Linked DNA regions of Homo sapiens: region 2 is linked to region 1. The links are chromatin loops, found by intact Hi-C in ENCODE. Cell type or tissue: IMR-90. All regions are shown on one strand. Links, peaks and the distances in the headings refer to the core of each region. The heading gives the core; the rest is flanking DNA.

Region 1 (6,721 bases), core at 1,160-6,159:
TCCAAAAGTGGGAAACGAGGGAGGGAGGGGACCAAGGTTGAAAAACTACCTATTAACTACTATATTCACTATTTGGGTGATGAGTTCAATAGCAGCCCAAATCCTAGTACTGTCCAAAATATCCACGTAACAAACCTGCACATGTACCCTCTTGAAACTAAAATTTAAAAATTAGAATAAATTATCTTATTTTCACATTGATGTCATCTACAACAATAGGCACATTAAATGGGTTTACCTTATGTTATTTTAAAATTCTTCTCATAACATTTTGATCAATACACTTGTATTTACAACCATGGTTCCCTTCATTACATGTCAGTCATCAACATATCAATTTGGCTTATCTTTCAGCAAATACAAGGTAATATTTTTGCTGCTTAATAAAACAATAATTCTGAAGTCTCCTGCATTGTCTTCTAATTACCACTAGGAAAATATATGCAACCTCTTTTTTCTTTACATATTCTTTATTTCTATGTCAATTTTCAGATTCTTCTTGTCTAGGTCATGTTCAGCTTTTCACTTCCTAAGATGCATGCAGTCCATTGTCTTGTGCCTACTTCATGATTGTATCTTACTGTTCATTATCAGGTATATTTCAATCAGATAAGCAGACTTACTGTTAATAATATGAATAGAGTGTGCTTTTATAGGATTTTGAACGTGCTCAATTGTGAGGGCAAGTTAAGCAGCCTATTTAAGGCTGTTGATTCTGCTTTTGGTGCTGGATTTTGTCATCAGGTCGAACAGCAGGAAAAAAATTGGATGTGAAATATGGAGAGCAAGGACAAACTAGCAGCTCTGATGATGTGGTGGAACCTCTGGGACAAATTAAAATCATTGTCTGTTTCTCAACGCCTCCAGCCACCAAATTCACATGAGGAAAACGTTAGCAACTTTCCCATGAAACCACACAGGTATGAGGCACAGGAATTAGAGAAAATGAAGGAGGAAAATTTGTATATACTACATACACAAGCTTCAGGCACAGCTGTTGGCCCACACCAACAAAGTGACCCAGCAGACCAGAGACAACGTGCATGAATTGCAGCAGCACTTTATCCAACTTTAACTAACTAAGCCTACGGGTGGCTGCTGCTTCACTTCTGCCTTCCAAATATTGCAGAGAATTCTCCTGTGGAAAATCCTAACCTGGAATCACATAGGGAACAGACTTCTAGGGAACATAGTTTCACTTTAGCCTTGTTAACATAGTACACATTCATTACATTATTCATATATATGTACATATTTCTGGTTCTCATAATCTATTGAGTTAAAAAAAACCACGTCCATTTTAATCTTAAGAGCTACGCAATATATAAAGATAACAGAACAGGCTGAATAAAAATAGGGAGGCTATAATTTATTATATTTTCTTAATTGCCTTAGGAAATACAGTATACATAGGATGGCTTCATCATTATAATTAGTATTAGCAAGAGTAAAATCTGCATGAGTCATCAATTACTACTGCATTGAATGTTAAATAAGATTGTTAAAAAATTATAGTGTATACTGCTTTCTATATAATGATGATGAAACTCATTGTTTTCAGTAAGGACATATAATAAATCATTCTCAATTATATAACATTTCAAAGTTTAACTGCTGAGTTTCATGTGTTAGATTAATATGCCTTAGGTCCTTATATTTTATATTAATTTAACTCAGAGTTATTATGTACTTGTTCAAGGTCAACCATTTGGTATATGGCTGTAAAGAAACTTAAATTCAGATTTATATATCTTTTGACTCTAACTACAGTGCTCTTTCAGCTGTAACACCCACACAAACATAAACTCTCTTATGTTTAAATACGTATCTATATGCCTTGTGATTCAAGGTTACAAATTAAGTCTATACATTGATCTACTTTATGCAAAGATACTAATAAGATGATAATGAAAGGTTTTTAAAGGTATAAACCCATGACAATGAAGATCATGGGAAACAGATAATCATAAAATGAAATATTTCAAATATTTTCTGGAAGGTGAATATAAATGGAAGTGACTAAAGAAGGAAATTAAATTTTCACAAATGAGAATGCGTGCAGAAAGGTTTTAACCAAAGAGGGAATTCCTCTCCTTGGAAGAATTCTAGACAAGTTCAAGGATGCAGGACAGGAGGGGATGCAAGCATAAGATGTAGGACTAAAAATTAGGGATTCAATTGCAACAGTATTTAAGAATCCCTTGTCTACATGCTGTATATCCAGACATGCAACCAACATTCAATATCAACTGTAGCAGAAAACAGTCTCCAAGCATTAATGTTGGACGAACACAAAAACAAAATTAGTTATTTTCAACATAAATTCAATATACTATTTTAGGAGAAACAGAGCAACTCATGTAAGTGAAGCTTTCTTAATTGTGTTCTTTAAAGAAACAGCAGCATAATGGCTTGTTAGCTGCTCAGTTGCCCTAGACCAATGTTGCAGGTAAGTAAGCTTTGCCTTGCATTGAGTGAATTACTGTTCTTCTCAATGATTCATTTTAGGTAGAAATAGAAACAAAGAATCAATACATATCTGATATATCTTCTGAAAAAAGGAATTATAACGATAAACAAATTTTAAAAACCAAGAAAAAAAGAAAATCCTAAGATGATCTGATAATTTAAATATCTTAAAATTTCACTTTGAAAAGATCAAGAAAAATGTATATCTATAAAAAAACAAATTAATATGAGAAATAAAAAAAAACATTTAAAAAGACATTGAAAGTATGCAATATTTTCATGAAATATACATACAAAATGGGCTTAAATCAAGTCATACAGCTCTATGATTTTAACAAAGTGAATATATCCTTGTAATGAGATAAAGATCAAAACACAGTATAATATCAACACCACAGATGCTTTTGTCATCATCATTTCCAGCCTCTTTCCCTCTTGTCAGCAAATAAAATTACTATATTGGTTAGTTTTGCTTATTAAAAAAAAAAGTTACATGTATTTATACAGTAGGAACTCTTTTGTGATTGGCTTCTTTTGCTCAACACTTTGTTTTTGTGATTATACCCTGCTATGTTGCTCAGTGATAATTTTGCTCACTTTCACTCTCAGTAATAGGTGTATTTATTAATGCCACTTATGTCTGCATTGTTTCCAGTTTGGGACTATTATGAATAGTGTTATTATAAACATCATTGAACTTGTCTTTCAGTGTACATGGGTCCACATTTCTGTTACATTTACACCTGGGAGGAGATGTGCTGCTTCAAACAGTATGCAGATGCTAAAGATTAGCAGATACTGCCAAATTATTTTCCAAAATGATTCTAATCATTTATACTCCCACCATTAGTTGCTCCACACCCTTGTCAACACTTGGTGTCAGTCTTTTTCATTTTTGCAATATGAATGGGTGTACAGTAGTATTATACTGGGATTTAAATTTGCACCTTCTTAGTGATTAACTAAATTTAGCATTAGTCGATATGTTTATTGGACATTTAAATGCTGTATATTGTAATGTATCTAGTCAAGATTTTTGCCACATTTCTTTGGAGTTTTCTCTTTTTTTAGTAATTCATAGGAGTCTTATCAGTAAGTATACAGGATGTGAGTTCTTTGTCAGATAGAAGTATTGTAAATATCTTCTCCCAATGTGTGGCTTGAATTTCTATTCTTTCAATAATGTTTTTGGAGGAACAGAAGCACTTGGTGTTTAATGTTGATAAATCTCATCTCCTATTTGTATTTTTTTGTGTGCTTGTAAAGAAATCATTATGTAATCTAATGCCATTAAGATATTTTTCTTGGTTTTCTAATAAAAACTGTAAGAATTAAAGAAAGAGGAGAGAAACACGAAGATTGGCTTTACAGTTAACAGGGACAGGTTTATTTTAAACGAATCTGAGAGGGGTTGCTGGCCAAGTTAGATTAGAGCCACACTTTTTTACAGACTACGAGTTTTTAAGGATTTAGGGTACGAGAGTTTATTAGAGGATTGGACTGCTTTTGTGTCTGTTTGTTGTGTTTATCTGAGAGGGAGAGTTGTGTGTTTGTTCCCATACATCTCTCTGCAGCTGCAGGCATATCCCCCGGAGTTTGCTTTTAGCTTCCCTACCTTACTGCACCTCAAGGGAAAGGAATGTTCTTATTAAGGCCCACTGTTTTACTGGGGCTCACTGTATGAGGGTGAAATTTGGCAGTAACCCAAGAGACTTTCCCCCTACTTTTCTCTGTGCCCAAGCTGTCTTATCTGTGTTTTACTGTCTGCTCTTTCTGTCTGGTTGTAGTTAGAAGAGAAGTGATTTCCTTGAAACGCATGAAGCTAGAAAGGGAGCTGGAACTCAAAGTGGCAGTGTTTGTCCAAGATGACGGTGCTCCTGCTCTGTCATTAAACATTATAGTTTACTTGTTACATTTTGATTTGCAATATTTCTGTAACTGTTTTTGCATGTGGTATTAAGTAGGTCAAGATTTTTTTTTCACATAAATAGCTAATATTTTCAGCAATAATTATCGGCAAAACTGTTATTCTTCCATCACACTTTAGTGTTACCTTTGTCATAAGTCAAGAGACAGATATGTATGAGGGTCTTTTTTTGACTCTCAGTTATGTTTTATTGGCCTTTTCTATGTTGGTACATACACTATATTCATTACTGTATCTTTATACTAGGTTTTAATCTCTAACACTATGAATACACCGGATTTGCTATTCTACAAGATTGAATTGACTATTCAGATTTTACAAATTTAAAATATAACTTCCATAATAATTTTTTAAATCAGTAGAAGTCTTGGAAGATAAAAGCAAAGGAATATGGTAGAATGGATAACTTAAAAATAAAACCTAAAAAGTGAAAAGAAATATACCAAATAAGCTGGTACAAATTCCCTAAAATATAAATTCATGGAAAAATAAGAGATGGGAGAGGCAGTTGGCAATCATAGAATAATTTTTTAGAACAATTAATGGTATTTTAATGGAAATTCTAGGGAGCTCTACTTCCAACTCAAATTCTATTCCCATCTTTAGTACTTTGAATTAAGACCAGTGGAACCACTACTCATCTTGCTATTCTAAGTATCTGAGATTGAAAACATTTTTTAAAGCTAAAGTAATAGCTCATTCTCCCATGGATTAAGTGAGGACATATATGGCAAAAAGTATTTGATTTAGGATAAAGATATATCTTTATTCAAAGACTTAAGTATCTCAACACTTTAAAAATCAGGGTTTTAAAGTTTTGTAGTATTTTAACACATGAGATTTCACTTCACTTAAAAACTGTGTTTCTTACCATGTACTAAATTGCTCTCCTGAAATATAGACATAATATGAAGAAACAAGTTGCTAAAGTGTGTATTCAAAATGCGCAGAAAATTAAATGCATTTTACGAGTGAATAGTTTGCCAAAATTCTTAATATACAATTTTATATAATTTAAAGTAAGTCAGCTTCAGTGTAGGAAGCAAGTAAAGGTAATATTTTTGAAATCTTTATTGTTTTGTGGTTTGTATGTTTATTATATTTCTCTTAATAATAAGCCTCATGTGACATAGAGAATGCTTCAATAAAATCTGTTTGAAAGTTCAAATTAACTTCCACATACTTATGTTAACAAATTAATGAATCTGTGAAAACTTTTAAGGTTCATTGCAGTGCCTCTTGATGCCATGGGGCTTCACATTTGAATTACGCCCTTGTCAAGGAGTCTGGACTATTTGATTTGGGGTGTGATTACAATGTAGTTCTTAAATTAATGTGTACTAGTTTCATGGCATAACTCTCTCTTCCAATGTTAGATAATACTTCAAACTCATTAAGATATAATGATATATAAGAAACTATTATTAGTCCTAATATTAATTCTCTGTTCTCAAGTAATTGAACCTAATAGCAGTGGCACAGGAAGAATTACTGATTTAATTTAGGCTATTTCTTAGTGAACATTTTATGCTAAGTACAATATAAACTACCTTGAATTGACCTAAGATGAATACAAATAATATTATATTAAAATAAGGAATCACTTATTTGGAAAATGTTGGTATTATAATTGTTCAAATTATACGGGTGGTGCTAATGTGCTTTTTCACAATTACTACCACTACACTCTATATTCAGACTGCTTTAAGTATGAAATCTTTGAGGTCAGCATTTGTACTTGATCTTGTTGCAGAACTTTCTCCTTAGTTCAGCTAAAACTGGGTTCTTGTCACATGACCAAAAAAGACTAGGTTCATGGACACATAGAAGGGTGGGGAACAAAATTTATTGAGTGAAAAGAAAAAAGGAAAAAAAAAACTCAGCAAAGTGAGATGGAGTCCTGCTAACAGGCCCTCCATCTCACAGATTGAATCCCAGGTCACCACACAGGAACTGAAGAGGCCAGGCTCCTCCTGGCTGCAAATGGCATGAACTGCCTGAGGCTCCACCCTATTCTCCCAGGGTGCAGGTGGGCATTAGTCAGAGAGAATCAGTCGGGAAAGGGGAAAGGGTGGGCTTCATCCAGGAGCAGCAGTTTGATTTTTCAGCCTTCATGCTGTTTTAGGCTAGAAGGCAGGGTTTTGCCATGGACCCTTGGCTGTCTCCTGTCTGTATCAGTCCTACTTGCTCTAGACTGCAGATGTTATGAAGGAGTATGGAGAAGAGAAGTCTAAAAAGGAGAAATTCTAACAGATTTATCCAAATTTTAAAAGATCCTTATGTTTTGGATAAAATATAACTATACTGTGCATTTGATATTGGTTA
Region 2 (6,721 bases), core at 849-5,848, 1.9 Mb before region 1:
GAGTGATGGAGGGGAGAGCAGGACATGAGATTGCAGAGGTGAGCAGGTGAACAGGGTGCTCCTCCTGTCCCTGGTTTGGGGACAGAGAGAGCAGTCATATGGGTCATATTATGAAGAATTTGTTATGCCATTTGAAAAACATCACCTTTTGGCTAGAGGAGTGGTGGTGATGGCCCTCACTTATGTTTTAAGTATATGATTCTGGCTACTATGTGGAATGTAGATTGTGTTGCGGGTGGAGAGGCAGATGAGAGTAGGCAGAGGTAGGAGAATTGTAGCAAATATTGCAGTAACCAAGCCAGCATAGATTTGGTCCAGGGTCTTAGAAGGAGAGGTAGAAGGAATCAGATTCTGTATACAGTTTGAAGGAAATAAGGACAGGATTCATTTATGTGATTAATGTGAGCAACGAAGCAACAAAGGATGACTCCAAACGTTTTGGGCTTCAAAGAGATTACATGATTAAGTGAACTAAACTGATGCTATACATTTAAAAGTTTTCTTGTGATAGAGAAACTTTGAATAACACTAAGAGTTTTTCATGATCTTTCAGTGGGACATTTGTAAAAACTACATTTAAATATTTACCTTCATTTTTATTTATTTTCCTTTCCATAGTTCTTGCCAGTAGTCTCAGTCCATTTCGTGAAGGAAGATTTATAGAGAGGAGACTGCGATCCTCGTCAGAAGGCACTGCAGGGAGTAGCAGAATGATTTTGAAACCGAAAGATGGAAATATAGAAGAAGTTAATAGTTTAAGAAAGCAAAGAGCAGGTTCTTCATCTTCAAAAATGAACAGTTTGGTAAGTATATACATATGTCTGCCTCTAATAAAATAATGCTGTCTATATCCGACATGTTCATGTCTCTTGCAAAATGAACACAGACTACAGGATAGACACCTCATATTTGAAGGGAAAATTTGTTTCCATAGTTGACATTACAAGTCAGAGAAACAAATTTTTCACCTAGGTCAGGATGGAGTTCACCATGACAGCTGTCTTTAGTTCCTGTCTTCCTTGCTTCCATGGAAAGTTTGACATTCTTTATTCTAGAACAAGACACTTGAATACAGAAACTAGGGAAAATGCTGAACATGAGGCTCCCCTTTGACACCATTATTTCACATCTTCTCTCCACCATATAGCCCTCCAGAAAATACCCTTTTGTAAATCACACTTACTCCAGTACCACTCTTAGTCCCTGTAGACCCTATCCTCGCTGTCCTCCTGCAGTGCCCTTCCACAAAGGGTGAGGAGTTGGTGTGAAGCTTATGAGGACCAATGTGAAATGCCCATCCAATGCTTGCATACATTGGAGGTAATCAAGATACCCTATTCCTGGTCCAAATTGTAGAGCCTGCTTTTAGTATGAGGGTGGAGGTGGGGTGTGTGGGGAGAGGCATGGTCTGAGTTTGTATGTGTGAACTAGGGTGTCACAGAGGCATTAGTATGAAGCTCCCTCATGGTATGAGATGGACCCAGGGGTGGGAAGAGATGAGGGGCGAACTGCAGCCTTGGGTCCATGTGGCCTCAGGTTTCACAAGTATTAGAGTGTGATTGCCTTTTGGAGATCACTTTGCTCACCTTCTCACAAATGTGTCCTTTTTCAGCAGTGTATTTAACATCTATTATCTAAAAATGTTCCTTAAAATAATCTTTCTACCTACCTATCCATGCATATATGTGAAAAATGCTCAAAAATAAATCACTTATGATATCTCTATTGTTTTACATAATTGGGTTTCAAATGAAAATATTAGGTAATTGAGATCTGATAATTATTTTGTGAAGAAGCCTTAAGTTAGTAAGGTAACATTGTGTGATAGCAAAATCACTGTGCTTGATGTTAGAGGTTTTAATCGTTTTTTTCTGGTGTGACCATTTCTTAATCCTGGGCAAATTTGTAACCACAAAATAGCAAGTGATAATAGGTGTCTTGTTTCCATTATACTAAAGAATGACTATGTGAGTATGTGTTTACATTTGTACATATGGAAACATATATTTCATGCTTCGTTTTGTTCTTTTGTGCATTGGCTATTATATTATTATTGTTGCAGTGGATATTTTTGGTCTAAGTATGAAAATATGTTAAAGCGGATTTCCAATTGATGCACCATTAAAAGTTAGGACTAATGAAGTATTACAAAACATTTATCATCACAACATTTTCAGTATTTCTTCATGGAGAGGCATTTATATTAATAGGGTTACACTATTCAACTTGCTCAAAGTTGTGCCTTTTACATATTCTCTCATATCTCATGTGTTTTTCATACTGCATTTAATTTAAATAATTCTAGTTTGAGACAAGCCTAGGCAAAATATTGAGAACTCATCTCTAAAAAAAAATTTAATAATTAGCTAGAAGTGGTTGCACCTGTAGTTCCAGCTACTCAGGAGGCTGATGTGGGAGGATCACTTGGGTCCAGGAGTTGGAGGCTGCAGTGAGTTATTGCACCACTGCACTTCGGCCTGGGCAACAGAGCAAGACCTGGTCTCGATAAGATAAATAAAAAATAAATAAATAAATAAATAAAATGTAAAAAGTGCTTCTTATAATATCACAAAGTCACTCTTCTCAGATTTACTTTTTTTTTTTTTTTTTTTTTTTTTTTGAGACAGAGTCTCGCTCTGTCTCCTAGGCTGGAGTGCACTGGTGCGATCTCGGTTCACTGCAACCTCTACCTCCCCAGTTCAAGCAATTCTCCTGCCTGAGCCTCCCGAGTACCTGGGATTACAGGCACCTGCCACCATGCACAGATAATTTTTGTATTTTTAGCAGAGAGGGGGTTTCACCATGTTGGCCAGGCTGGTCTTGAACTCCTCCTGACCTCAAGTGATCCACCCGCCTCAGCCTCCCAGCGTGCTGGGATTACAAGCGTGAGCCACCACGCTCAGCCCTCCGATCCGCTTTTAAGATTTAAAACTTAAGAAACAAAAGTGGTTTTGTTCCTTTGAGGCCTTATATTTAAATTTTCAAAAGTGTGCCTGTAGTATTATAGTCTGTCCACTAGATGGCAGAAAGACACCACTGCCGTGGTGGTGGACAGTATATCAGGGTTGGAACAGAAACTTGGTAAAATATTGTACATGTTCATTGGATTTACAGATGAAACTTACTGAAATAAATACTGAAACTTTTGAATTTCCTAAAGAGAACTACCAAAAACTACTTCACGATCTTACCATCTTCCTTTGGATTTTACAAGTTATGTCTCATCTTTCAGTTACTTTACAGTTTATTCATTTTTTATTTTAATTTTTAATTTTTTTAAGGCAGAGTCTCACTCTGTCACCCAGGCTGGAGTGCAGTGGTGCAGTCTCGGCTCTCTGCAACCTCCCCTCCCCGGTTCAAGTGATTCTTGTGCCTCAGCCTCCCGAGTAGCTGGGACCACAAGTGTGTGCCACCATGCCTGCCTAATTTTTGTATTTTTAGTAGAGATGTGGTTTCACCATGTTGGCCTGATTGGTCTTGAACACCTGACCTCAGGTGATCCACTCACATCACCTCCCAAAGTGCTGGGATTACAGGTGTGAGTCACCGCACCTGAGCAGTTACTTCACACTTAATTAATTAATTTAAAATGCATGAAATATGTTTTTTAACTTGTAGCACTGTAAGGAAGAAATGGTAGGGATTATTTAGTTCTAGATACATGTGAAACAAGTGATGTATATTTGGAAAATTGTAGCTGTCTGTGTGAACACTGGCACATTTTCTATATTCCTCTTCCAAAATAATTTAAGCAACTGCATGTATTTAAGAATGTATCCATGGTTCAGTTATTTTATTTTAAAGCAATTATAATAGAAACATGTGTTTTTAATGCTTGTTGGAACCAAGTGACTACTTTTAATGCCTGACATGTATTATCACATTCAGTCCTCACAACAGTACTATCAACTAAATGATTCTGTGGTGATCAAATTTTGCGAAAGAGGAAAATAAGGTACTGAGAAGATAAGCAGGTTGCCTAAAATGACATAGCTCATAAATGGCAGAGATAAGATTTGGATTTGGATCCTTTCTAAGTTCAAATCCTACAATCTTTTGGGAAAATGTATTCGATTTAAAATTAAGTTGAGCCATTTTTCAATTGTTTGCATCAATTTGGTGTAATGAAATTAAAACATTTAAAGCAATCTAACCTTGCTTGCTCTAAGTCTAGGCTGCAGCATTCTGTAAGAGATACAAAAGAGGAAAACAGAAACAAAATTTAGTGCTTAATCTGAACTTAAAATGCGGTCATGTTTCTTGAAATGCTGATGAATAGTATCAATGTCCTTACTGAGAGATATCCCATCAAAAAGGAACTTTGTCACAAAAGAGGATATTCATACTTAGCAGTTTTGTAATACTTCTTTACTCCTAACTTTTAATGTTAGCATTAATGCAGCCCTTCATGTAGTTCATGGGGATTTCAATTCTCATAATAAAATATGGCTCTATTTATTAAGATGCTGAGCATTTCCTGAAAGACCGAAGATATTACCTGATGGATTAGATATAGTTAGATATACCACAGTTCTGTTGTTTTTGTGTACTTCTGGGGTATTTCAATCTGGAAGCGAAAGGACAGGATGTATGAACTCTTCAAACATCAAATGCCGAGAACAAATTGGGATTGGCTTAGGTTTATTAAAGGAATCCAAAGTAAATTTGGAACAATTTGATAAGTGTTCACATTTATTATATTTTTTCAAACCTCTTTATAGTATTTTTCCAATTTTTCTCTAATGAGTAGCTTTCTGAATACATTTCTTGCGATTGTCCAAAAAATTTAAAATGCTGTTCTAGAAAAAAGTTAAAGAACATATTTCTTTAAAGAACTTACTTCAGGAAGTTTCTCTCCAGACTATGGTATATAAATGTATACATGTAAGGATTTCTCATGGGTTCTCCAATGGCTTTACATAGGGAATTCTAACTCTAAATATTTACAAGATTACTCTCTAAAAAAGTTAATGTGAGAGTAGATTCATATATAATGAACAATACAGAAGACCTGGTACCGTTAAAGGAAGGAAAAATGCCTAAGTGGATGAGTCAGGATAAACTTGGCTAAGTGATAAAAAATACCGCTGGGCGTGGTGGCTCAAGCCTGTAGTCCCAGCACTTTGGGAGGCTGAGGCAGGCAGATCACTTGAGGTCAGGAGTTCAAGACCAGCGTGGCCAAGATGGTGAAACCCCGTCTCTATTTGCATTTTGTAAAAATACAAAAATTAGCTGGGCATGGTGGCCAGTGCCTGTAATCCCAGCTACTCGGAAGGCTGAGGCAGGAGAATTGCCTGAACCTGGGAGGTGAAGGTTGCAGTCAGCTGAGATCATGCCACTGCACTCCAGCTTGAACAACAAAGTGAAACTCTGTCTCAAAAATAAATAAATAAAATAAAATAAATAAATAATAACTTCCAAATCTAGCGACTTATATAATATAGATTTCTTTCTCACTTAGGCTACATGTTTATTGTGGAAGGCATTGGGGTTCTGTTCAATGTCTCCTCCTCCTGTATTCAGGCTGTGGAAGCAGCTAACTCTGCAAACATTGCCTTTTACCATGGCAAAAAGAAAGAGATCTCTGGAGGTCCCTGTAATAAAATACTTTGAATTGTGAAACTCACTTTCTTCTGCTCACAACTCATTGGTCAGATCTAATCATATGGCCCAAACTAGAAACAAAAGCAGCCAAGAATAATAATGAGTTTCCTGTATCTAGAGGCGGAGACTTAGGTTTGGTGAACACTTAATGACTCATATTCCCAAATATTTTGTTGTATCCAAGTTCTTTTAATTAATCGAGATTTACTGACTGCCTCCTCTTTCCCTTTTGTCCAGAGTCATTTAATGGGCCCTGACTTTGTGCTTCACACTGTCCTGGTCTTTGTGGTTGAAAAGATGAAAACATCTCTGTAACTGAAGAATTCATATATACTACAGGTTTTATTCTTTAGAATATTCTCTCTTCCTTACTTAAAGGCCTTGAGATGTGTATCTTAAGTGAACTAAGTTTACTTTTTTCCTTGACTCAAGGAATCTTTACTATTTTTGTAAGTATTTATTTTCATTGCACCAAGCAGTTGGTTTTGAAGGTTGCATTATCTTCAGATTACTCAGCAAATGCATTTGCAAAGTTGCCCTGTACTATTTGTGCTAAGTGATTCAGACAACTTTCATTTATGGCCAATTTTACTCTGACACAGCATGTTTTCTTTCATTTAGCATCCTGCTGCTTTTATGTGGAAACTGTGAATGACACAGTAAAAACATAACTGTAGGACTTTGGTAGAAGAACAAATCCGATTTATATTTGATTAATAAGAAGTAGTTAGTTGCAGATCGTTAGCATCTCATATCACATTTAATTTTTTGGTATGTTGAACTGCAGAATTTACTTATTATTGATAATAGTAGAATAATATGACTGTACCCTATTTGAGATAGCCAAACACTTTACTATTCATTTACTTTTCTTCTGGGGCCTGCTGTTTTCTCATTTATTAGCTTATCCTTTATTCATTATAATTCTTCATTTCTTCATTCATTAAAACATTCACAGTTTCTTACAATAAATATTTATTGACAATCTGCTCTGAAGAATCAAAGATGAAAGAGACAGTGCTTGAGGATTTTTGAGTTCCCAAAGGGAGAGATAAGGTTAAACATTATCTTGCCAATACAACAGATTTAACCATTTTGACCATCTCTAAGTTCAGAA

The links. A loop is a pair of places that touch in the nucleus more often than their neighbours do. Peaks named below come from ENCODE experiments on the same cell type or tissue, not always from the same donor. Only the 100,000 strongest peaks of a DNase experiment are listed, where the experiment ranks them.
Region 2: it touches region 1 in a loop (4-fold over the local background); 3 of 110 quality-filtered maps call a loop at or near these places.

The regions. Positions count from the first base shown.
Region 1 is chr4:92,169,068-92,175,788 of GRCh38, forward strand. No RefSeq gene overlaps it. Among named protein-coding and RNA genes, the nearest start is that of LNCPRESS2, 100 kb to the right of the region's middle. In IMR-90, for the core only: a CTCF peak has its summit at 3,345; no DNase peak of the experiment used is centred there.
Region 2 is chr4:90,312,245-90,318,965 of GRCh38, forward strand. CCSER1 (coiled-coil serine rich protein 1) reads left to right here. Exons shown (of 11, transcript NM_001145065.2): 3 at 619-803. Among named protein-coding and RNA genes, the nearest start is that of CCSER1, 190 kb to the left of the region's middle. RefSeq lists enhancers at 2,739-3,098, 2,834-3,128. In IMR-90, for the core only: a CTCF peak has its summit at 3,030 (motif pointing right); DNase peaks (open chromatin) are centred at 3,007, 5,057 and 5,697; H3K4me3 peaks cover 169 bases; H3K27ac peaks cover 977 bases; H3K27me3 peaks cover 224 bases.